Linked DNA regions of Homo sapiens: region 2 is linked to region 1. A link is a loop called in an ENCODE intact Hi-C map of the cell type or tissue named here. Cell type or tissue: PC-9. All regions are shown on one strand. Each heading gives the region's core, and the rest is flanking DNA. Links, peaks and the distances in the headings are about the cores only.

Region 1 (12,436 bases), core at 2,695-10,694:
GCATGTTTGCCCTTCCATGCTTCCACAGTCCACGTATTTCTCTCATTCCCAGAAATCTCCCAACTGCTTTCTAGCTTCAAAACAAACCCCAAGCCCCCAAGTAAATGGCTGTGTGGGGATGGGTGTCTCCCAGACCCTCTTGCTACCAGCATCTGAATCTCAGCCAAAGTTAGCTTTTATAAAACGTGCATGAGAAGGTATTCTTAGATCAGAAGCCTGGAAACTAGGGTTTCTGTGTGTGTTGGGAGAGGGGGAGGGGCTTGCTGAGCTGTAACAATTTAATTTAGCAAATATTTATTTATTTACTTGTATTTGTTAAAAATGAGATGGGTTGGCCAGGCACGGTGGCTCATGCCTGTAATCCCATCCCAGCACTTTTGGAAGCTGAGGTGGGTGAGTTCGAGACCAGCCTGGCCAACATGGTGAAACCCAGTCTCTACTAAAAATACAAAAATTAGCTGGGTGTGGTGTGGGTGCTTGTAATCCCACCTACCTGGGAGGCTGAGGCAGGAGAATCTCCTGAACCCGGGAGGCAGAGTTGCAGTGAGCTGAGATTGTGCCACTGCAGTCCAGCCTAGACAACAGAGTGAGACTCCGTCTCAAAAAAAAAAACAAAAAAAAAAAAAAAAGAGAAAGAAAGAAATAAAAAAGAATAAAAATAAATAAATAATAAAAGGAGATGTCTTGAGAAGTCACTAGCAAATATTTTTCGATTGGTTATGTACAAAGACCTGTGCTGCCTACTGAGGATGTACATGTGAAAAGAAATTGGTTTCTTCTCCTTGGGAGGTGAAGTCTCATAACTTTATTGATGGAGAAGATATATCTAGCTGATGACTTGTAGTGGAAGACACTATTTTTTCTGTTGCCTTCAATTTTAATTTACCATGCCTTGGATGGGATGATATATCTGGAGAGGTGCCTGAGGATTAGAAAAGAACCATCATGCTGTGTTTATTTTTCTACCTACTTTTTATTATAGAAAATCCAGAAAAGTAGCATTGTACTGGGTTTTTGGGCGGTGGAGTTGTGTTTTAATTCAATTGTTTGTGTTTACTTGAAGTTTGCAGTACAAAGTTGGAGACGTTGCTTAGTTTTGATGCAGATAAAATTTTCTTCCATTTTTGGTTCTTTTTGTTCATTTTGATGGGTTTTACATAGAGACATTTTAACACATTTGTACTTATACTACCCTTTTTCTTTGGTTGATTTAATAGTTTACCTTCATTAGTGATATTAATATTTTGATAAATATTACAAATTCCTACTCCAAGGCTATTTACTCTTTTGTTTTCTTTTCAATTTTTTTTGAGACTGAGTTTCATTATGTTGCCCTGGCTGGAGTGCTGTGGCACAATCATAGCTTACTGCAGCCTCAAACTCCTGGGCTCAAGCAGTCCTCCTGCCTCAGCCTCCCAAGTAGCTGAGACTACAGGTGCATGTCACCACACCCTGCTAATTTTTTCTTTTTGTAAAGATGAGGTCTTACTATGTTGCCCAGGCTGGTCTCAAACTCCTGAGCCCAAGCAATCATTTTTGCCTAGGCCTCCCAAAAAGCCAGGATTATAGGTGGGAGCCACTGCACCTGACCTACTTTTTTGCACTTAAAATTTAGTTTCAGGCTGGGCACAGTGGCACATTCCTATAATTCCAGCGCTCTAGGAGGCTGAGGAGAGAGGACTGCTTGAGTCCAGGAGTTCAAAGCTGCAGTGAACTATGATCATGCCAGTGCACCCCAGCCTGGGCGACACAGTGAGACCACTTTTCTACAACAAACAAACAAACAAAACCAAAACAAAACCACTTAGGTTCATTTGGAATTTATTTTGATGTCTGATATGAGGCTAAATTTACATTGTAATTTTTCTCCCCAGCTGTAAGCCAGTTCCCTATCACCTTTGGAACTACTGACCATCCATGCCACCTGGTGCATTTCTTTGGGTCTCTTTCCAGACTGTCTAGCTTTTTTTCACTGTTTGTCTGTCCTGTGCGTGTACTTTACTATTTCAATTGCTGTAATTTTATGATACATTTAATATTTTTTTTTGCAGAGCAAATTCTCCTTCATTACTTTTCCCCACATTTCCCTCCATGTGAGGATTTCTTTTGCCATTTGCTTCTAGCAGAGGAGGGATATTCCTGACATCCGAGGATGGTAATGAAGGTCTCTGTTCTGGTTCCTCTCCCATCTCACACACCCAAGGTGAAAGAGCTATATTTTCCAGCACAGGCAGGACCCATTTCTTGCCTTGGGTCTAAATCAGTTTAAATCAGTAACGAGGTTGATGGAAAGGAGAGCAGGTCTACCCAGGACATCAGTTTGGGAGACAAGGAAGAGCACCTTGGAAAATTCAGCTGAAAGTCAAGTTTGTTCCACCTCGAAATGTGGCTGAGAACCAGCCTGACGAGGCTTAGGCTTGTACATTGGAGAGAAAAAGTAGACTGTTTAAAATATAAGGCAGCGGCTGGGCGTGGTGGCTCATGCCTGTAATGCCAGCACTTTGGGAGGCCGAGGCAGGTGGAATCACCTGGGGTCAGGAGTTCGGGACCAGCCTGGCCAACATGGAGAAACCCCGTCTCTACTAAAAATACAAAAATCAGCCGTGTGTGGTGGTGCATGCCTGTAATCCCAGCTACTCGGGAGGCTGTGGCAGGAGAATTGCTTGAGCCCGGGAGGCGGAGGCTGCAGTGAGCTGAGATCACACCATTGCACTCCAGCCTGGGCGACAAGAGCGAAACTCCATCTCAAAAAGCAAAAGCAAAAACAAAAACAAAAACAAATAAAATAAAATATAGGGCAGGGAGACCTTAGGCAAACAGAGCAGAAAATGGTCTCAAAGTCACATGTTGATTGAACCAGATGACTGTGGTGCCTTGAAAACTGTGACTCTAGATTGGGAAAGAGTGACATCACCTGGACCAAGCAGGGGGATGGCCTTCCTGCTCGGTCTGCAGTTGCCTCTTCTGAGCTCAGTGAGTACTTTGTTCTGCTTCTCCTGTGTGGTTTTAAAATGTTAGCCAAGAGATTAGAGGAACTAGAATTATTACTCTTGGAGTAAAGAGCTGGTGGGGGCGGGGCGGGGTGGGGTGGGGCGGAGTTCTCACACAGAAAAGAGTGACCAGTTAATCTCCACCTTGGCTGAGAAGAGGAGACACGTAATAAAAAAAGTTAATTTTACTGTGACAACAAAACGTCACAAGTGAAAGGGCATTTCGGTGATAGCAAAGGGCCTGAGGGCAGTTCGATCTCAAAGGGGAAGGGGTACGTTCCCAGGGGACATGTGTGGGCTTTTCCTCTCTCCTCCATCACTGCCACAGGAATCCAGCTGTTGTCTTCTCAGCTGTATCCTACAGAATCTCTCTCTGGACTGCTCTTGAAAATAGCATAGACCTTCATTTCAACAAATGAGTGATGTGAGGCCTAGACTCTAAGCAGAGGCTTTTCCAGGTGACCTCCTGGGACACCTGGCAATGCCGCAGGTTTAGGAAAAACATGATCTATATTGCAGTGTCTAAGAGACTCTGGGAGAAATTCTAGACCTAACACTGTTTCATAAAGGCCACAGAGTTCTCTTACTCTTCCACCTGGTCTTAGAGCCTGGGTTTCTCGGTGGTCCGCCCTTGGCCCCCATCTCTCCTCACATACTTTGATACTGGCTCCCTGGTGGCCACGTTCACTCCTCCCTGTGAGCTGCCTCTGTATCTCCACCATGGGGTTTGCTCCTAGGCTCCAGACCTATGTTTCTAACTGCCTGCTGGAGGATTCCTTATACACTTCAACCTGAACAGACCTAGAAGTGAGCTGCTTCTCGTCTTCCCCCAGACTTGGTAAATGACATCACTGCTGACTTGGTTGCCAGATTCCTGCCGTCTCTCCCCTGAGCAAGGTTTCCGTTTGTTCCCTCTTCTCCATTCTCAGTGCTCTCACTTGCAGCAGACCTCGAGCACTTCCGACCTGGATTATTGGACAACCTGTATTTTTGCCCTTTTTCTATTCATCCTTTGATCAGCTCTCTAAGTTGTATTTTTGAAGTGCAGAACGGCTAAAAATATTTTTTTTTTTTTTTTTTGAGACAGGGTCTAGCTGTTGCCCAGGCTGGAGTGCAGTGGTGCAATCTTGGCTCACTGCAACCTCTGCCTCCCGGGCTCAAGCAATCCTCCCACCTTGGCCTCATGAGTAGCTGGGATCACAGGTGTACACCACTGTGCCTGACTAATTTAAAACATTTTTTGTAGAGACAAGGTTTCACCATGTTGCCCAAGCTGGTCTTGAACTCTTGGCCTCAAACAACCTGCTTGCCTCAAGTGCTGGGATTACAGGCATGAGCCAGTGCACCCAGCCTGCTAAAAATCTTTCAATGGCTTCTTATTACTTCTGGAACCTCAGATCTCTCAGATCTGACCCACACCTACCCCTCTAACTTGACCACCTACTTCTACTCTGCCAGACCTCAACCTTTCAGCCAGGAACTCCATGTAGTTCTATCCCTCCCTGCCACCACCTCATGCCTCTGCAGATGTCTATTTCCGTGTTTGATAGGCTCAGCTCCCTGCCTTCAGTTAGATGTTCCTCCTCACATCCACAGTGCTCTGTATATAACTCCATCACAGCTCTGGGCACTACCTTTACAAAACTGTCTCCATGATTACACTCCAAGCTCCCAGAAAGCAGAAAGCATGTCTTCTGTGCTTGTCTCCCCCAGCCTAGCACAGAGCCTGCGGCAGAGGTGGCTAATGGGTGTTTGTTGAATGCAGATATATGAATAATATATATAGTAGTGCTTTAACAACTGTAAAGGTCCAGGCAGGTCTAAGTTTTTATTTATTATAATTTGAGATTGAGGGTTTCTACCCCAAAGCTATTTTCTAATCTGGTAAATACAGTCTTGAGAATCTATTTTGGCCTCAGAGTCCTTCAGTTCACAGTGGCAGGGTTTAGGGCTAGGGTGGGGGGATTGGGGGGGAGGCATTCATACATATGTTTTTAATAGCTCTTTCTCTTTCCTTCCATCATGCCCTTCCTCCCTTGCCCTACTGAGCTGATGCAGTGATAGACTTTGAAGGAGGGGTGGTTTAGTCCAGGGTCTAAAGGGGATTCTTAAGGCAGTTCTTCCTGCTGTCCTCACTGTCTCCACCACCCAAGGGGTTTAGCATTTGCCTGGAATTCACAGCAATTCTTCTTGCACAAATGCATAAGGACCACTTCCCTACCGTGTTCACTTGGCCTAGCACCAGAGTTCCTGCCAGTACACAGCTGAGGGTTCTGCCTTTCCACAGAATACCAAGGCGCTGGATGCATTCTATAGTCAGGGCTCTTTTGGTTGCAAGTGACAGAAACCCAACTCCAACCAGCTTAAGCATGTGGAATCTGTGGGATCACAGAACTGGGAAGGCCCAGGATGGATCTTGTTTGGAGACAGCAAGCTTCAGTCACACGTGGTGTCACCACAGGCCCGTTGCTCTTCCAGCCATGAGGCCCTCTTTCTGCCAAATTCTTCCAGCCAGACCTGGGAGGATGGACATTGTACTATTGGCCTACCTGGTACTTACAGCTACAATCTAAGAAGAAGAATAAAACCCTCCAATCTTCTAGGCCTGGTGTGGTGGCTCACGCCTGTAATCCCAGCACTTTGGGAGGCAGAGGTGGGCGGATCACCTGAGGTGAGGAGTGTTGAGACCAGCCTGGCCAACATGGTGAAACCCCATCTCTACTAAAAATACAAAAATTAGCTGTGCATGGTGGTGTATGCCTTGTAGTCCCAGCTACTCGGGAGGCTGAGGTAGAAGAAGAGCTTGAACCTGGGAGGCAGAGATTGCAGTGAGCCAAGATCATGCCACTGTACTCCAGCCTGGGTGACAGAGTGAGACTCCATCTCAAAAAAACAGATAAACAACAAAAAATAAAACCTCCAATCTCCTAAACAGATTGCTCTTTTTGAGCCATCTTCTGACTGGGGAATGGCAATCCATAATCACTGGGCCCTGGGCCAGTGGGGATTTGGAGTACTGGGAATGCTGGCCCCATAAGAACCATATGGGAAGGAGAAGGGCCGCTCTCCACAGAAAAAGGGATGCTGAGCACTTACATATAAAGTATGTAACATATGAAAAGACAACACGTACGGACTCGGAGAATCTCAGGCACAAGGTGTCCCATCTTTGGGAGTTTCGCGATTACAGGGTTGCAGCTTTCCATGGTCTCTTCCAGGTTTGTTTTCTTTCAAGCCCCGTTCATTCAGCAGAATGCCACTCCAGACCTGACTTAGGAACACTGCCTATTTCGCCTGGCTTCTGTTGCCACTCTCTGTGCTGTAAGGAACCCTCTTTCTATATTACAAGTCACAGTTCCCTGAATGACATTTCCTGTGTACTCAAGCTGGGAAGGAGCTAAACCTGTCCCTATGGTCTCCCTCCTGGGGTCATTTCTGAGTTTTTTCTTTTCTATTCATCCCTTCCCTTTGAACTTGCTAATTAAGAGATCCTTGGTGTTTGACACCCCAGGACCCCCAAGCTCTGTTCCTTACGGTCTCAGGCACAGAGGTCTCTCATTCCTCAGGGATTTGTAATTCCAGGTTTCTACTTCTAGGTCATGGTTTAATCTCAGGTAAAGTGAACGCAAGCATTGTCATGGCCTGGCAATGTAGCGAAGGAGACTTTGGAGTCAAATTACTGAGTTCCACACTTGGCTCGGCCGGCCGTCTTCTAGTGGTGTGACTCGGCCTGCCTGAGCCTTGATTTCCTCACTGATAAGATAGAGATGATTGTCACGCAGAGCTGCTGTGAGTATTTGTTGAAACAGCAGAGGCAAAGTTCCTAGCATAGAATTGGCAACTAGTAGCTCAAGTGATATCATACAGGTGCCAACAGGCGCTGACGGCTGCTGTGTTCCAGGCACTGTTTTATTCTCTTTACTTGTGTTGACTCATTAACTATTATTGTTAATCATTATGAATTGGCTCATTAATTCCCTCAACAGGCCTAACAGGTAGAGGTTGTTTCTACCCCTATTTAACAGATGAGGCTGCTGGAGGTATAAGTGATAGAACCAGGATAGCAACCCAAGTCCTGTGTTCCTACCCACTACATCGTATTATTTCTGCAGTTTAACTGTAGTCTAGCTTCTCTGATGTGAGCCACACTGGGTAGACCTCTAACTCTGCAGTAATTGTGGCAAGTGGATCATTTTATTGGAGCTGATGTGTTTGTAAAATCTTTGGGGATTCAGTGTTTTTATTTTTACTTTTTGAGACAGAGTCTCACTTTTTCGCCCAGGCTGGAGTGCAGTGGCACAATCTCGGCTCACTGCAACCTCTGCCTCCCAGCTTCAAGCAATTCACCTGCCTCAGACTCCTGAGTAGCTGGGATTACAGAGGTGTGCCACCATGCCTGGCTAATTTTTGTATTTTTTTACTAGAGATGGGATTTCACCATGTTGCCCAGGCTAGTCTCAAACTCCTGACCTCAAGTGATCCGCCCACCTCTGCCTCCCAAAGTGCTGGGATTACAGGCATGAGCCACTGTCCCTGGCCGGTGTTTTTAAAGTAGAGTTTGTTAGTTCACTCAAAGGGGATGAAAATTTGCCAGATCAATTGGTAGAACCAAATGTTTAAGATACCCCAAGGTGAATGAGAGGGGTGTGTAAGCAGAGCGTGAGTTCACATTCTGACTCTACGACTTGCTAATCGTGTGGCCTTTGGACAAGTAACAATCTGTCATGTATCAATTTCCTCATCTATAAAATGAGTTTTTCTGAGATAATAACTGTACTTGTTCCACCTCTGAGATTAGGGAAATTGAAGAAGATACATAAGCGTTAGAAAGGGATCAAAGTAATCAGTTTTATTGCTGGTAAAACTGGTTTGGGTCTGAGGCTTCTTTTTTTTTTTTTTTTTCTGAGACAGAGTCTCACTCTGTCACCCAGGCTGGAGTGCAGTGGCATGATCTTGGCTCACTGCAACCTCTGCCTGCCCGGTTCAAGCGATTCTCCTGCCTCTGCCTCCTGAGTAGCTGGGATTACAGGTGCCCGCCACCACGCCTGGCTAATTTTTGCATCTTTAGTAGAGACAGAGTCTCACCATGTTGGCCAGGCTGGTCTCAAACTCCTGGCCTCCGGTGATCCGCCTGCCTTGGCCTTCCAAAGTGCTGGGATTACAGGCGTGAGCCACCGCACCCCCGCACCCGGCCAAAATGAAGCTTCTTGAACTTCCTCCCACGCCTACACTTTGTGCCCCACCTATGGGGAAGTGGAAGCTATAATGCAGTGGTCCCCAGCCTTGTTGGTGCCAGGGACTGGTTTCATCAGAGACAGTTTTCCAACGGACTGGGGTGGGTAGGGGGATGGTTTCGGGATAAAATTGTTCCACCTCAGATCATCAGGCATTAGATTCTCATAAGGAGTGCACAATCTAGATCCCTTGTATGCACAGTTCACAATAGGGTTCATGCTCTTATGAGAATCTAATGCTGCCACTGATCTGACAGGAGGTGGAGCTCAGGCAGGAATGCTTGTCCACCTGCTGCTCACCTCCTGCTGTGTGGCCTGGTTCCTAACAGGCCACAGACTGGTACTGGCCCACCACCTGGGGTTGGGAACCCCGGCTATAGGGCAAATGTAGACCAGGCTTCAGGCAGGTGACTCAGGTTTGCCTAGAGATGGACAGTAGGACTGGGAGGTGGGAAATCACCTGTCCTGCATTCAGGCAGCCCCCACCCGCCCCCCCCCCAAAAAAAGAAAGAAAAATAAAAAAATAAGGATGGGGCTACATGGGAACTAGCTGTTTCACAAATCACAGGGATGGATAGAAGGCCAGGTGGAAGCTCTTTTCCTAATACTTTGGAGAGGGAAGAAGTTCCTACATTGCATGGGTAGGAACCCCAAGAGAGGAAGCAAATGATTGCTTCTATAAACATCATCCACTTGGTAGCCCTGTTGAGAAGATTAAGTAAGATGGGGCATATGTAGAACATCTCTAGTGTGAATGGTTAGTGCCCAGTATGTCTTACTTAGCGTGTTACCCACAAGGCAGAATGGCAGTTAGCACATTTATACCATGACTGTAACTACCAGTGAGCAAGAACGCTGGTGTCAGCCAGTCAGTGTAGTTTCCTCCGGATGGAAAACCTATTTGGGAAATCTTGTTGCTGGGGGCGGGAAAATAAGGACAGAGAGCTCTGTGATTATAAAGGATATTGAAGGCTGATGTGGTGGTCTTCCCTACCAAGTAGGAATCTACCCACCAAGCAAACTGTAATACTCACCACATCTATCCTCTGCCAGTGCCATGATATACTCATCACTTCTTTTTATTGTGGCAAAATACACATCACATAAAATGTGCCATTTTAACATCTTGAAGCACACAGTTTATTGGCATGTTGTGCAACCCTCACCACTGTGTATTTCCAAAATTTTTTCATCACCCCAAGGAGAACCTCTGTGACCATTAAGCAATATGTTCCCATTCCCTACATGCCCCCTCCACCCCCAGCAACTTCTTCTGTCTCTATGAATTTGCCTATGTTAGATTTTTCATCTAAGTGGAATGATAGAGAATCTGTCCTTTTGTGCCTGGTGTATTTCACTTAGCATGTTCTTCCACATTGTGGCATGTACAGAATAGGCTCCTCGCTTCTGAAATTAAAACTTTCTTTTTGATAGCCCTCACGAGGACCTCTTTTGTCCTGCTGTTTACTTGTTCCAATCATACCCCTTTTCTTCTTTTCAACATGTTTTCAGAGCCTCCCCTCCCGGAAGTAGAATTTTTTACGGTGCACAGAGGACCTCTACCACGCCTCAGACTGAGGAAAGCCAAGGAGAAAAATGGACCAATCAGGTCAGTAGCTGTCCTTTCTCCACGGTTGCCCAGTGATCCCCATGGAGTGTTTTGGAAACTTTGATTTTGGTGAGGAGAAGACTTCTGTGTTGGTGGCTGCACTTGGGTGGTTAGAACAATGCAGTTGGGGCCTCTTTTGTTTCCTTGGGTACAGACTGGCCTTTAATCCCAACCAGCATCCTTTCTAATGGTGAGAGAGACTTCTTTTTTTTAAAATTTAAATTTTATTTTTTATTTTTTTGAGATGGAGTGTCACTCCCATCATACAGGCCGGAGTACAGTGTTGCGATCTCAGCTCACTGCAACCTCCACCTGCTGGGTGCAAGTGATTCTCCTTCCACTGCCTCCTGAGTAGCTGGGATTATAGGTGTGCACCACCACACCTGGCTAATTTTTGTATTTTTAGTTGAGACGAGGTTTTGCCATGTTGGTCAGGCTGGTCTTGAACTCCTGACCTCAGGTGATCCACCAGCCTCAACCTCCCAAAGTGCTAGGATTACAGGCTTGAACCACCACACCCGGCCACATAGAGAGACTTCTAAAGGACCCTATATACAAGCATTTGGGCAGTTTAGCTCAAGAAATTACATCCATTCCTTTGGTCCCTGGGTAAACGTCGGTTGCATGTTAGGACATGTCAGGATTGTCCTTTGCACTCATGTCTCATAGTACATCCTTTATGGATGGTGGGTCAGGGGCATCGTTTCATTTCCCAAAGGCAGAATATGTTGCCCTTTATGTAAGGTTGATCTTGGGGGGTGTGCAGTGGTTTCTGAAAAGATCATTTAGGTAAATCTTTTTGTCTTTTCATGTATTGAGTTACAGGCAAGACACTGTATAATTAATGACTGCTTCTGGGATTCCAGATGGCATTAGGATGGAATTAATTTACCTCAGTTGGAGGACTACAGTGTGTTCAGTTAAGTGTTTTATTTGCAAAGGTCATGGCAGGATTAGGAAAGTAGCATCAGTCCCTTTTTTAGAGAGGAAGATTGAGGTTGGCGTGGAGAGATGAACAGCTTGCTCACAGTACCAGCTCAAGGAGATGAAAATGTACATGGCCTCACCAACATTGCCTTTGTCTCTGCTGACCCTTCGGTAAAATCAAGGTTAAAAAAAAAAAAGTGAGATATTATAAAATTACAAAAAAGAAAGTCTGGCGATATTATCTGTATATCCATTTATAATAAAACTTAGGGTTTTCCTGCTTTTATATTCATTTAAGTTCAGTAAATGTGCAAAGATCTTTCCAGGGATGGACATTGTATAAATTGTTCTGATTCTTGACAAGTTACCAGAAGGCATTGTAATTCTGTCATTATAAAGAGAACAGAAGTTGTGATGTCACTTCCTGAGAGCATTTGCAAGAACAAATGTGATATTTATGTCAAATAATGACATAATGCAAAAGAAAAGCCAAATGACAGCTTACCCTTGTGGCTATATGCCGGCCAGCGCCTCCAAAACAGGAAGTGGAGAACTGTGAGTCATTCGAGGGAGTGTGGTGGTGAAAAAGAGGAGAAAAGTCCTTCCAGAACAGTCATATTCCAAACAGCCACAGCTGCTTCTTTAACATCACATGGCTAATTACCAGCAGGCAGGGTGGTTTTCCTAAGCCTGACTACCTGGTTTGAGCTGGGGGGCAGCAGCTTTGCCAGTGTGTGAGACAGGCCTGAGTCTGCTTTGTGCACCATTTAGGGACAGTGTCTTGGGGTACATAATGGAGCAAGGTCCCTGGGACCAAGTCTCTGCTGAGGTTGCTGATGTTAGGCAGAGGATGGAGCCTGTTGCTGGGTTCCCTTAATGCTCGTGTCTCCCACATTGCCAGATTATAGGAATCACCTGGGAGCTTTACCAGCGATACAGATTCCCAGAATCTACTCCTAGAGATTTCGATTCAGTAGGTCGGTATGAGGTCGGGGAATTTGTATAATAATCAAGCAACACAGGTGATTACGGTCAGGCTAATTGGGGAGCTGATTCATACTCTGTCGATGATGCCTCTAGTGAGCAATGTACGGAACCAAATGGGCACAGGTGAGCCTCGACCTTGCTCTTGACCACCACCACCTGCATGGAAAGATGAGAGGGATTTAAAGATGTACTTATGGACCGCATGGAGGTGCTGCAACATTTACTTTCTTACCTGTGGCTATGATGTAGGGATGTCTTCAAGTCTCCCGGCAAGTTTGTTGTTACAGGTGTTCCCCATAGGCAGTGGATGCTTAATAAATGTTTACTGGTGGTGACAACTTATTGCCCTGTGGGTTTTACTTTATCTCTTTTGTAGAAAGCCCTTGGCTGAAAGTGAGCCAAGACTTTATGAAAATCAGGACCCTGGGCCAGGCACAGTGGCTTACGCCTGTAATCCCAGCCCATTGGGAGGCAGAGGTGGGCACACAGGGCAGTGATACGTGCAACAACTTCCCCCAGCTAAAGAGGTCAGGAGTTCAAGACCAGCCTGGCCAACATGGTGGAACACCATCTCTACTAAAAATACAAAAAAAATTAACCGGGCATAGTGGCGAGTGCCTGTAGTCTTGGCTACTCAGGAGGCTGAAGCAGAAGAATCGCTTGAACCTGGGAGGTAAAGGTTGCAGTGA
Region 2 (12,436 bases), core at 2,186-10,185, 210 kb after region 1:
TTAACAATTCTTCCAGGCCAAGTGTGATCTAGTATGCTAATTTGTTGTGGTGGTGGGCTTTTTCGGGGGGAGTGTTGGTTTTTTCTTGTTTTTGAGACAGGATCTTGGCTCTGTCACCTAGGCTGGAGTCAGTGGCACAATCACGGCTCACTGCAGCCTTGACCTCGTGGGCTCAAACAATCCTCCCACCTCAGCCTCTTGAGTAGTGGCACCACAGGTGTGCGCCACCACACATGGCTAATAATTTTTTTGTAGAGACAAGGTCTCACTATGTTGTCTAGGCTAGTCTTGAGCTCCTGGGCTCCCACTTCGCCCTCCCAAAATGCTGGAATTATAGGCATGAGCCACCATCCCTGGCCTCATGCATTAATTTGGAATGACTAGAAGCCCCAGATACAAGGGAAGTTTGCACTCAGTGCCAAACTCTATTCCATGGCCTCCAATGGGTACTCATAAGAAAGATAGAAACAGGAGAGGATACTCAATGGGAGCCCCACCCTTGGGGGTGCAGGTGTGAAGAAGGAGAGCTGATCAGCTGCTTTTGGGAAACAGACACAAAAGCCGACCCAATTCCCAAGACCCTTCTCTCAAAGGAAACAAAAGCCTTAAGCCACTGGAGAGGGACGGTAAATCTTTCCACTCTCAGGGTCAGGCAAAATTCCATTCCTTTGGGAGAGGAGTGGAGGCAAAATTGGTTGCTTCTGCAGTGGCAGAAGGACCTCTTACCTCTCTGACAAAGGCAAAGACCTATTGCTGCTGGGGGAAGTATAGAAACGAAAATCCTTTGCCCTTGAGGAAGGAATAGGAAACTTTTTGAGGGCCCAGAATTCTGCACCAAAACCAAGTAGAGGTCACCTGCCCTAAAGGAAGTGTAAGAAACTCTCATGGCCAAGACCAACCACAAATACAGGGCAGAGTTTAACTGACCCAGGAAGCTGATGCAGAAATAGGAAGAGAAGGCAGGCATGCTGAGACGCCCAAGCTTTGAGCACAGGGCCTGCCTAAGACTTAGGCTGGATCAGGATGACAAAGAACTCTCTTGATTCTGTAAGCTTAGTACCAAGTAACAAGCAAGAGCAGTCTACTACTTGGAGAGGTATAAGGGCACGGAGAGAGACTCTTTTTGTGGCACAGGCATATAGGAACTCCTGAAAGTTGAGAGAGGAGCAAGAAAATGGAGAGAAATTTTCTAGCACCCTAGGACCCCCTATAAGCATAAGGTAACAACAGCCAGTGCTGGAGGGTATAAAGCCTGTGGTGCACTAAAGGTAAAAACAACAAAATCCAAATCCAGCTCAATTTATGACTAGATTGACTCAATCCCCCACCATATTTGCCTGACCATAGAAAGCTATACCTATTTCTGGCCATAAACACTATTAACTCAGACTTTTCTGTTTTTCTATGCACAGTGTCTAACATTCAATAAAAAAATTTGATTATACAGAAATCAAAGCCCAGAGATAAAGTACTCAACAGAACCAGATAGAGATGAGCCAGATGTTGACACTATCAGATAGGGACTTTCAAACAACTATGATTAATATGTTAAAAGATCTAGTGAAAATGGTAGACAATATGCATGAACAGATAGTAAATTTCATTAAAAAACTAAATAATATAAAGAGTCAAATGGAAATGCTAAGAAAAAAATGAAAGAAATGAAGAATTCCTTCAACAGTCAGTAGCAGACTGGATACGCCAAAGGAAAGAATGAGAATTGAAGATAAGTCAGTAGAAATTGTCCAAATTGAAACCTTACAGAAAAAAAGTGAAAAATACAGAAGAGAGTATTCAAAATATGATATAAAAAGTCTAATATATGTGTAATTAGAGAAACAGAAGGAGAAGAGAGAACAAGGAAGAAGGAATGCTTGAAGAGATTATAGTCAAGAATTTTCTAAAATTAATGAAAAACCATAAGATATAAATCCACAAAGCCCAGAAAAATTGCAGGCAGGGTAAAAACAAAAAAACAAAAAAAAACCAACAACAAATACAAAAACAAAATCACCCAAGTTTGATTGACCCATAGTCAACCGTTTCTGAGAATAAAAGTTTAAAGAGCAAATCTTGAAAGCAGCCAGATAAAAAATTGCATTCAGAGTCAAAAATAAGAATTACAACAACAAAAATTGTTTATTTATTTAATTTACTATTATTATTATTATTTTTGAGAAGGAGTCTCACTCTGTCACCCAGGCTGAAGTTCAGTGATGCAATCTCAGCTCACTGCAACCTCTGCCTCCCGAGTTCAAGCAATTCTCCTGCCTCAGCCTCCAGAGTAGCTGGGATTAGAGGTGCCTGCCACCACAGCCGGCTAATTTTTGTATTTTTAGTAGATACAGGGTTTCACCATGTTGGTCAGGCTAGTCTCAAACTCCTGACCTCGGGTAATCCACCCACCTTGGCCTCCCAAAGTGCTGGGATTACAGGTATGAGCCATCGCACCCAGCCTATTTATTTTTAAAAATATTTTCAGACAGGGTCTCACTCTATCACCCAGGCTGGGGTGCAATGGTGCGATCATGACTCACTGCAGCCTCGACCTCCTGGGCTCAGATGATCCTCCCAATTCAGCCTCCTGAGTAGCTAAGACTACAGGTGCAAGCCATCACACCCAGCTAACTTTTTTTTTTTTTTTTTTTTTTTTTTTTGTAGAGGTGGGGTTTTGCCATGTTGCCCAAGTTGGTTTTGAAATCCTGGACTCAAGTGATCCTCCCACCTTGGCCTCCCAAAGTGCTGGGATTACAGGCATGAACCACTGTGCCCAGCTTTTTATTTTATTTTATTTTATTTTATTTTATTTTATTTTATTTTATTTGAGACAGAGTCTTGCTGTTGCTCTGGAGTGCAGTGGTGCAATCACAGCTCACTGAACCTTAACCCCCCTGGGCTCAGGTGATTCTCCCAACTCAGCCTCCCCAGTAGCTGGGACTACAGGTGTGTGTCACCATGCCCAGCTAATTAAAATAAAATTTTTGTGTGTGTGAAGGCAGGTCTCCCTAAGAGCCCAGGCTGATTTTGAACTCCTGGACTCAAGCGATTCTCCTGCTTTGGCCTCCAAAAGTGCTGGGATTACAGGTGTAAGCCACTGCAGCTGTCCCCAAAATATTTTTAAATTACTGTTTGAAAAACAAAGTTGTAGGCATCACAATTCTGGATTCAAAATTATGTTACAAAACAATAGTAATTAAAACAGCATGCTCTGGCAGAAAAACAGGCACATAAACCAGTGCAACAGAATAGACAGCCCAGAAATAAATCCAAACATACGGTCAATTGATTTTTGAGAAGGGTAACAAGAGGACATAATGGGGGAAAGGATAGTCTCTTTAATAAATGGTACTGGGAAAACTGCATTTCCACATACAAAAGAATGAAATAGGACTCTTATCTTACATCATACAAAAAAAAAAACCAATTCAAAATGGATACAATACCTACATTTAAGACCTGAAACTATGAAACTCCTAGAAGAGAATATAGGAAAAATCTCCTGGACTTGGCCTTGGCATGATTTTTTTGTATATCACATCAAAAATTCAGGCTACAAAAGCAAAAATCAATGACCAGGACTACATCAAATTAAAAAGCTCCTGGATTACAAAGAAAATAATCAACAATATAGCCTATAGATTAAGGACAACTAATTTGTAAGTCATGTATCTGGCAACAATTTAGGGTCCAAAAGTTGTAAAGAACTCATACAACTTAATAACAGAGAAACAAATAACTTGATTTAAAAATTGGCAAAGGACTTGAATAGACATTTCTCCAAAGATGATGTAAAAATGGCCAACAGTTACATGAAAAGATGATCAACATTAATAATCATCAGAGAAGGGCAAATCAAACCACTGTGAGATACCACCTCCATACCCATTAGGATGGCTATTAACGAAAAGTGAAAAGACAACTAACGCTGGAATAAATGGTGTGGAGAAAAGGGAACTCTTGGACCCTCTTGGTAGGAATGTTGATTGGTGCAGCCACTATGAAAACCAGTGTGGCGGTTTCTAACGAAATTAAAAATACAACTGCAATATCACCCAACAATCCCTCTTCTGGGCACATACCCAAACGAAATGAAATCACCACCTCATAAAGATATCTGCACGCTCATGTTTATTGCAGTGTTATTTACAATTTTTTAATGGGATATGTTTGGGAGTATATCCCATTAAAAGCCAAGATATGGAAACAACCTAAGTGTTCATTGATGGATGAATGGATAAAGATAATGTTACACACACAGAGAAATATTACTCAGCCTTAAAAAAAGAAGGTGATCCTACCATTTGCCACATCATGGATGAATCTGGAGGACATTATGCTAAGTGAAATAAACCAGACATGGAAAGAAATATATTGCATGATCTCACTGATATGTGGAATCTAAAAAAAAGAAAGTCAAATATACACAGATGGAGAATAAACAGTGGCTACTAGGTTCAGGGAAGCGGGAGTGAGGAGAGGAAATGGGAAGATGCAGTTCAGAGGATTCAAAGTTGCAAATATGTAAGATGAAAAAGTCTAGAGATCTAATGTACAACATAAGGATTATAGGTCATAAAATTGTACTGTATTTGGGATTCCTGTTAAATGAATAAATTTTAACTGCTCTTGCCATAAAAAAACAAAAAAAAAGGTAACAATGTGAGATGATGGATATGTTAATTTGCTTCATTATAGTAACCATTTTACTATCTATATGTATTCCATTATATCATATTGTATACCTTAAATATACACAATAAAATCAATTTTTAAAATAGAATAAAAATGAAAAATAATCACAATATCTTTCTCCTTAGAAACTGTGCAAGCCAGAAGACAATAGAGTGGCATCTTTAAGGAAGTGAAATAATAATAAAAAGGCTGGGTGCAGTGGCTCACGCCTGTAATCTCATCACTTTGGGAGGCCGAGGTGGGTGGATCACCTGAGGTCAGGAGTTCAAGACCAGCCTGGCCAACATGGTGAAACCTCATCTCTACTAATAATACAAAAATTAGCCAGGCATGGTGGTGCATGCCTGTAATCCCAGCTACTCAAGAGGCTGAGGCAGGAGGATTTCTTGAACCTGGGAGGTGGAGGTTGCAGTGAGCCGAGATCATGCCATTGCACTCCAGCCTGGGCAACAAGAGCAAAATCTGTCTCCAAAAATAAAAAATAAAAAAAGAAAGAATAATTTTAAAAAGCTGGAAGCCTAGAATTTTATACTCATCCAAAATATTTTTCAAAAATAAAGTAAACTAAAGATTTTTTCAGATAAGCAAAATCTGAAATAATTTATTGCCAGAAGTCCTACACATTAAGAATTGCTAATGGAAGTTCTTCAGGCAGGAGTATGATATCAGATGGAAATCTGGAGCTATATAAAGAAACGAATAATGAAAATGAGAAAAAAGACTGTAAATAAAAGAGACATTATATATGTATTTAACTTCTTTTTTCTTTTTTGAGATGGGGTCTTACTATATTGCCCAGGCTGGTCTTGAGCTCCTGAGTTCCAGCAATCCTCCCACCTTGGCCTCCCAAAATACTGGGATTACAGGCATGAGCCACTGTGCCCAGAGTAAAAATATTTTTAATACAAGAAGCTAAAAAGCCATAAGACCACAACTGCTGTTCAGCTTCACTGGAGAAGCTTGAAAAAATAAAGTCAGTAAAGAGTAAAGGAGTGAGATGAGAGATGGGACAGGAGAGTGTACTAAAAGCATTCAACTGCTTTGTTCCAGGGACCCTTAAGACAAACATCATTCCTTTTTTTTTTTTTTTTTTTTTGAGACGGAGTCTTGCTCTGTCGCCAGGCTGGAGTGCAGTGGTGCAATCTCTGATCACTGCAACCTCTGCCTCCTGGGTTCAAACGATTCTCCTGCCTCAACCTCCCGAGTAGCTGGGACTACAGGCACTCGCCACCACACCCAGTTAATTTTTGTATTTTTAGTAGAGTTTCACCATGTTGGCCAGGATGGTCTCAATCTCTTGACCTCGTGATCCACCCGCCTCGGCCTCCCAAAGTGCTGGGATTACAGGCATGAGCCACCGCACCCAGCCTCATTATTCCTCTCTTTACCATGGTTTTATTACATGAGCTTATAAATTCTCCTTTTCTGCTTAGGCTAGCATAAGTCATATTTCTGTCACTTTTAACCAAAGATTGTCCAATTTTCCACCTTCTTTCATATACATTTGTAACAAAGTCTGAGACTGGACCCTAAAATTTTGAATATTCAATAAAAAGAGACTGAAAAGGAACCAAGCTAAATTTTACATAGACTCAGAGATGACCCAGATGTTGAAACTATCAGACTCAACCTAAACTGGACATTGATTGCCTAAATATGACATTTTATACAAGATTTAGAGAGTGTTTGATTATAGATACTGTGTGCTGGTGTCTTGTTGGTTCCATAGAACCAGATCACATGCCTAAGGGTTAATTTCTCTGCAAGTGATGTACATCCCAGCAACAATTATCTTGGGAAAAAAGATATCTTTTTGAACCAAAAACAAAAAAACAAAAAAAACGGAGAACATGGAGGACTTATAAGGGTTTTAGAATAAAGTAGGACGAAAAAACAACCCTTCTTTCTGAGGGCTGAGGGCCAGTTTGGCCTGAACTCTGGGATGTGGAGGTACCAGCCATGATTCCAGAGAGAGGGTTTGAACTGACCTTCCTACCATGGAGGCAGTACATGAGGAGCCAAGAATTGGCCTTGTCAGGAAGAAACCCCAGGACAGATTTGGACTTGTATGATGGTTATAATCATTATTGTGTGACCCTGCCATGATCCTCAAACCATTAGTCATATCCCATTAAAATTTATAGACAGATCTCCTCTGAGCCATGGTAAATCACACAATTTCCAAAATGTGTTTCCATTTTGGAAGAGTGTCCCTTACCTTGAAGGTCTACTGACGGTAGCAGGTGTGTAATCTCCAAGAGAGAACCCTGCGGTCAGTGGCTCAGCCAGAATCTAATGAGAGTTGTAGGTAGCAGAGTCTGCAGGGTGAGAAGTTCAGGGGGTGGCTGCATGCAAGATCTTGAAGATCCTGTTCCTGAACACACATGAAGCAATACCCTGGGGAATGCTCAGGAATTAACGAGGAATATACTTCCCTTCACTGAGTGTCCCTGAAGGCAGAAGTTAAGACAGAGAAATGGATACAGGTAATTTATTTGGGAGATGATCCCAGGGAGCAAGAGGCAGGGAGAAGGTAGAATGAGACAGGTTCCTGTGTATAGCAGAGTAAAATTTGATTTGAAATAATGTTGTTTTTTCTTTCTTTCTTTTCTTTTCTTTTTTTTTTTTTTTTTGAGACAGTCTCGCTATGTCACTCAGGCTGGATTGTAATGGCGTGATCTGGGCTCACTGCAACCTCTGCCTCATGGGTTCAAGCGATTCTCCTGCCTCAGCTTCCAAAGCAGCTGGGACTACAGACGCGTGCCACCATGCCTGGCTAATTTTTGTATTTTTAGTAGAGACGGGGTTTCACCATGATGGCCAGACTGGTCTCAAACTCCTGACCTCAAATGATCCGCCCGCCGCCGCCTCCCAAAGTGCCAAAGGATTACAGGCGTGAGCCACCGTGCCTGGCCGGTTTTTTTTTCTTTGTTTTGCTCAGATCATTCTCCCCACTATCCAAGAACAGGAAAAGATTTTTGTATACACACACACATACACATGAGTTGAATTTTTGCATTTTGAGCCTTCAGGTAGACTTTTGTAAGAGACAATAATCTTGAAAGTCATGGTTTTCAACTTCACAAGCCTGATGCTTAAGAGAAAAAAAATAAACACTGGGCTTTAAAAAATAAGGGCAAAGAGGAGAATGGCGTGAACCCGGGAGGCGGAGCTTGCAGTGAGCCGAGATCGCGCCACTGCACTCCAGCCTGGGCGACAGAGCGAGACTCCGTCTCAAAAAAAATAAATAAATAAAAAATAAAGGCAAAGTTGGCCGGGCGCGGTGGCTCACGCCTGTAATCCCAGCACTTTGGGAGGCCAAGGTGGGCGGATCACAAGGTCAGGAGATCGAGACCATCCTGGCTAACACGGTGAAACCCCGTCTCTACTAAAAATACAAAAATTAGCCGGGCGTGGTGGTGGGAGCCTGTAGTCCCAGCTACTCGGGAGGCTGAGGCAGGAGAATGGTGTGAACCCAGGAGGCGGAGCATGCAGTGAGCCGAGATTGTGCCACTGCATTCCAGCCTTGGCGACAGAGCAAGACTCCGTCTTAAATAAATAAATAAATAAATAAGGGCAAAGTTCAGGGACTCAAAGCACAGAATTTTACCATAAAACTTTTGGATCAGCCCCCAGATGCAGTGGCTCACACCTGTAATCCCAGCACTTTGGGAACCTGAGGCAGGAGGATCGCTTGAGCCCAGGAGCTCCAGACCAGTTTGGGCAACATGGCAAAACTGAAACCTCGTCTCTACAAAAAATACAAAAATTAGTTGGGAGTGGTGGCATGTGCCTATAATCCCGGCTATTTGGGAGGCTGAAGTGGGAGGATCACTTGGGTCCTGGAGGTTGAGGTTGCAGTAAGCAGTGACTGCGCCACTGCACTACAGCCTGGGTGACAGAGCGAGATCCCTGTCTGAAAACAAAATAAAACAAAATTTAAAAACCCCACAACTTTTGGATCAATTTGAGATCAGTGAAGGTTAATATAAGAGCTATTTTGCTACCCAAAGAGAATAAGAATTTGACTAACTAGCATAGAAGGAAAAAGGGCACTCAGCTACTACCTGAGTCCCTGGGAAGTTTCCTAAAATGATACCTGCTTGTGATGGGATAAGAGGAGGCTCAGGGAAAGAAACCTCTGACAGCGAGACCCAGGAACCTGGAAGATGCAACGCTCATAAAAAAGCCAAGGGTCCAGTGTGCGATGTAAGAGGCCGTTGAATGGGAGGATGAGCCTGAGGGCATCAGCCTCATCTGAACCCTATCCTCCCCAGTGTACTGGGAAAATTAGGTGAGAGGTCCTGAGTATTCAAGGGTATGGCACCTGGAAGTGTTGAATTTGGGTCATTGTTCTAAAAAGGGCTTGGAGTTAGCATAAGAGACTGCAGAATGAGTGAATGGCCTCATCCAGGGTTATGCTCCCTTCCTAGGGCAACCCATATCCAATGGCTGATCAATATGGAGCTATAAAGACCCAGTCCTCTCACCCCAATTTGAGTTGATTCTGATGGGTCATCCCAGTTTCAGATGGGGATATGAAGGCAGCTGAGGCCTCCACTGAGACTATATTATAGTTCAACTTCTTTCTCTATTCCATCCTGCTTCATTCCTCTCCCCTTCACAGTGTGACACCAAGAAGACTCCCTAAGAAACCTCCTCCATGCTAATCTCCATCTGACTCTGCTTCCTGGGAAACTCAACCTGCAACAGTCTTTCAGCCTGCTTTGGGAATACAAGACTTTGTAAATCAGACTTTGTACATGTAAGAATTTGGACTTCATTCTGAGGGCAATATGGAGTCATTGAAGGGTTTTAAGTAGGATGGGATGAGATCAGCTTTGGGTATTAGATCCTCTGGCTACAGTGCAAAGAATGGACCCAAAAAGACTATATTGGAGGCAGGAACATCACATGTGTGGCAACTGATTTACACAATCGAAGATGGTAATGTCATGAATTTGGAGATGTGACAGTGGAGATAGAGATAAGCTGAAAAATTCTAGGACTGTTTAGGAGGTTCAGTCAAAAGAACTAATTGATTATATGTGGGAGTGAAGGAGTAGGAAGAACCAGAGATGATGTCCGGGTTTCTGGATTGAGCAACTAGTGATGCCATAATTGGCCTCAATTCAAGTAATGGCTCTTCAAAAACTGAAGGAGGACACTTCCTACTTGCTATAGCATCTAAGCAGCACTGTAAGTCGGTAAGCATCCTAATAGTTTCCTGGATTCTGTATATGGCAACTTTCTCCCACTCCTGATAGGATGCGTAGCCAGGTGTCAAACTTCTACTGCCCCAGTTTCACCAGTTTCACCCAGTTCAAAAGTGGGAGAACTGGGCCCAACTATTTAAGCCTCCAAAGCATACACACAATTATTTATGCCCAGAAGAGAAAGCAAAATGAGACATATGGGGAACTGGTGGAGAGGCAATATAGTGTAGAAGTTAAAAGCATGCACTCTGGAGTTCGACTATCTGAATTCAAATTCTGGTTCTACTAGTTATAATTTATATCAGTTTGGGCAAATTAACTTCTCTGTGTCTCAGTTCCCTTTATCTGCAAAATATGGGTAATGATGGTACCTATCCCAAAGGATTATTGCAAATATCAAATAAATTAATACAAATAAAATTCTTTTCTTTTTTTTTTGAGACAGAGAGTCTCGCTCTGTCACCCAGGCTGGAGTGCAGTGGCGCAATCTTGGCTCACTGCAACCTCCACCTCCCGGGTTCACATGATTCTCCTGTCTCAGCCTCCCGAGTAGCTGGGATTACAGGCACCTGCCACCACGCCCAGCTAATTTTTGTATTTTTAGTAGAAACGGGGTTTCACCATGTTGGCCAGCCTGGTCTCAAACTCCTGACCTCAAGTGATCCACTCACCTCAGCCTCCCAAAGTGCTAGGATTACAGGCATGAGCCACTGTGCCCAGCCCTTTTCTTTTCCTTTTTTTTTTTTTTTTGTTTTTTTTTTTTTGAGACAGGGTCTCGCTCTGTCACCCAGACTGAAGTGCAGTGGCACAATCACAGCTTACAGCAGCCTTGAACTCCTGGGCTCAAGCAATCCTCCTGCTTCAGTCTCCCGAAGAGCTAGGACATCAGGTGCATGCTACCATCCCAGGTAATTTTTTAAATTTTTTGTAGAGATGGAGTCTTAGTATGTTACCCAGGCTGGTCTCAAACTCCTTGCCTCAAGTGATCCTCCTGCCTCAGCCTCCCAAAGTGCTGCAACTACAAACATAAGCCACTGTGTCGTGCCAGAAGTAAAATTCTTAAAACCCTGCCTAGCATAGAATAGTCACTCAATAAATGCTATCTATTATTATTTCAATAGAATGTAAGCTCTATAAAGATAAGAATTTGTCTTTTTTTTTCTTGATGAAACCTCAATATCTGGAATAGGATCTGGTGCTAAATAAAAGTTATGTAATACATACTTGTTGGATGAATAAAACCCTTGAGAAGAGAGTACTAGTTGCCTACCTCAACACAGATTCTTTACTCCTTCCTTAGTAACAGAATCTGGATTTTTGTCTGGGCATCTTACCATCTGGAATTATGTTTTCCAACTTTCCTTGCAGCCAGTTTTGGTCAATGAAATGTGATGTGGTCAAGGAAGTGTTTTGTAGAACTTTCATAAAAACCATGCAAAGAAAACTGCCTTATCTGGAAGTACCCTTATTGCTCTTCTGCCTTTTCTCTTCCTCTGGCTTGCAACTTACATGAGATGGGTAAAGCTGCAGCTGCCATCTTGAACCACGAGGTACCTTGAGGTTGGAAACCATGTGCTTAGATGGTGGATAGAAATAGAGTAGCTTAAGTCCCTTCTGTTACCACAGAGCTGCCAAGCCAAGCCAGGAATACTTACTTCTTGATTTCTTTTACTTGACAGACAAATGCCTTTCTGTATTTTTGGGCCACTATTGTTTTAGGGCTTTTGATTAAATGCTGCCAAACTAATCCTAACTAATACATTTGCCAAGGGATGATTTAAACTACTAGCAATAAAGTCCTTTATTCAATCTCTGGGTTCCGTACAGCAACTCTTAAAAAAAAAAAAAAAGGTATATTTTTCCTTTCTTTATTCCCTTTTTTTTTTTTTTTTTTGAGATGGTCTCACTCTGTCACCAGGCTGGAATGCAGTGGCGCAATCTCGGCTCACTGCACGCTCCGCCTCCCTGGTTGAAGCGATTCTCCTGCCTCAGCCTCCCAAGTAGCTGGGACCACAGGCATGCACCACCGCTCCCAGCTAATTTTTGTATTTTTAGCAGAGTTGGGGTTTCACCATGTTGGCAAGGATGGTCTCGATCTCTTGACCTCGTGATCCACCTGCCTCGGCCTCCCAAAGTGCTGGGATTACAGGCATGAGCCACTGCACCTGGCCTATTCTTTCTTTTTTTCACTTTTATTTTAGATTCAAGGGGTACATGTGCAGGTTTGTTACCTGGGTATACTGCATGATCCTTGCAGCAATTTTTAACTGTGTTTTAGTGAGAGAAACATGAGAGATCAGAGATGGAATAGACAAGATAAAGAGATTTCCCATAGCTTTTAAGGATTGCTTCTTTTGTACCATGCATTACAGGAAGACAATGACTATTTATGCAATTAGTCAGGAAAGGTTGCAAAATAGGATTTTGAAAACCAATTAACAGAAGGTACAGTGGTATTTGGTAAAGTATTCCGAGAAGGCCATTTTAGCCTTTATGACTGATTATATGACTTTCACAGGGGAGGCACA

Evidence for each region. Peaks named below come from ENCODE experiments on the same cell type or tissue, not always from the same donor. Only the 100,000 strongest peaks of a DNase experiment are listed, where the experiment ranks them.
Region 2: a loop joins it to region 1, with 7 times the contacts of the local background. A loop is called at or near these places in 2 of 110 quality-filtered maps.

What each region holds. Positions count from the first base shown.
Region 1 is chr9:112,060,334-112,072,769 of GRCh38, reverse strand. SUSD1 (sushi domain containing 1) reads left to right here. Exons shown (of 17, transcript NM_022486.5): 13 at 9,737-9,833. Among named protein-coding and RNA genes, the nearest start is that of LINC02977, 26 kb to the right of the region's middle. In PC-9, for the core only: no CTCF peak of the experiment used is centred there; a DNase peak (open chromatin) is centred at 6,719; H3K4me3 peaks cover 646 bases; H3K27ac peaks cover 4,356 bases.
Region 2 is chr9:111,852,364-111,864,799 of GRCh38, reverse strand. No RefSeq gene overlaps it. Among named protein-coding and RNA genes, the nearest start is that of UGCG, 38 kb to the left of the region's middle. In PC-9, for the core only: no CTCF peak of the experiment used is centred there; a DNase peak (open chromatin) is centred at 7,029; H3K4me3 peaks cover 334 bases; H3K27ac peaks cover 1,759 bases.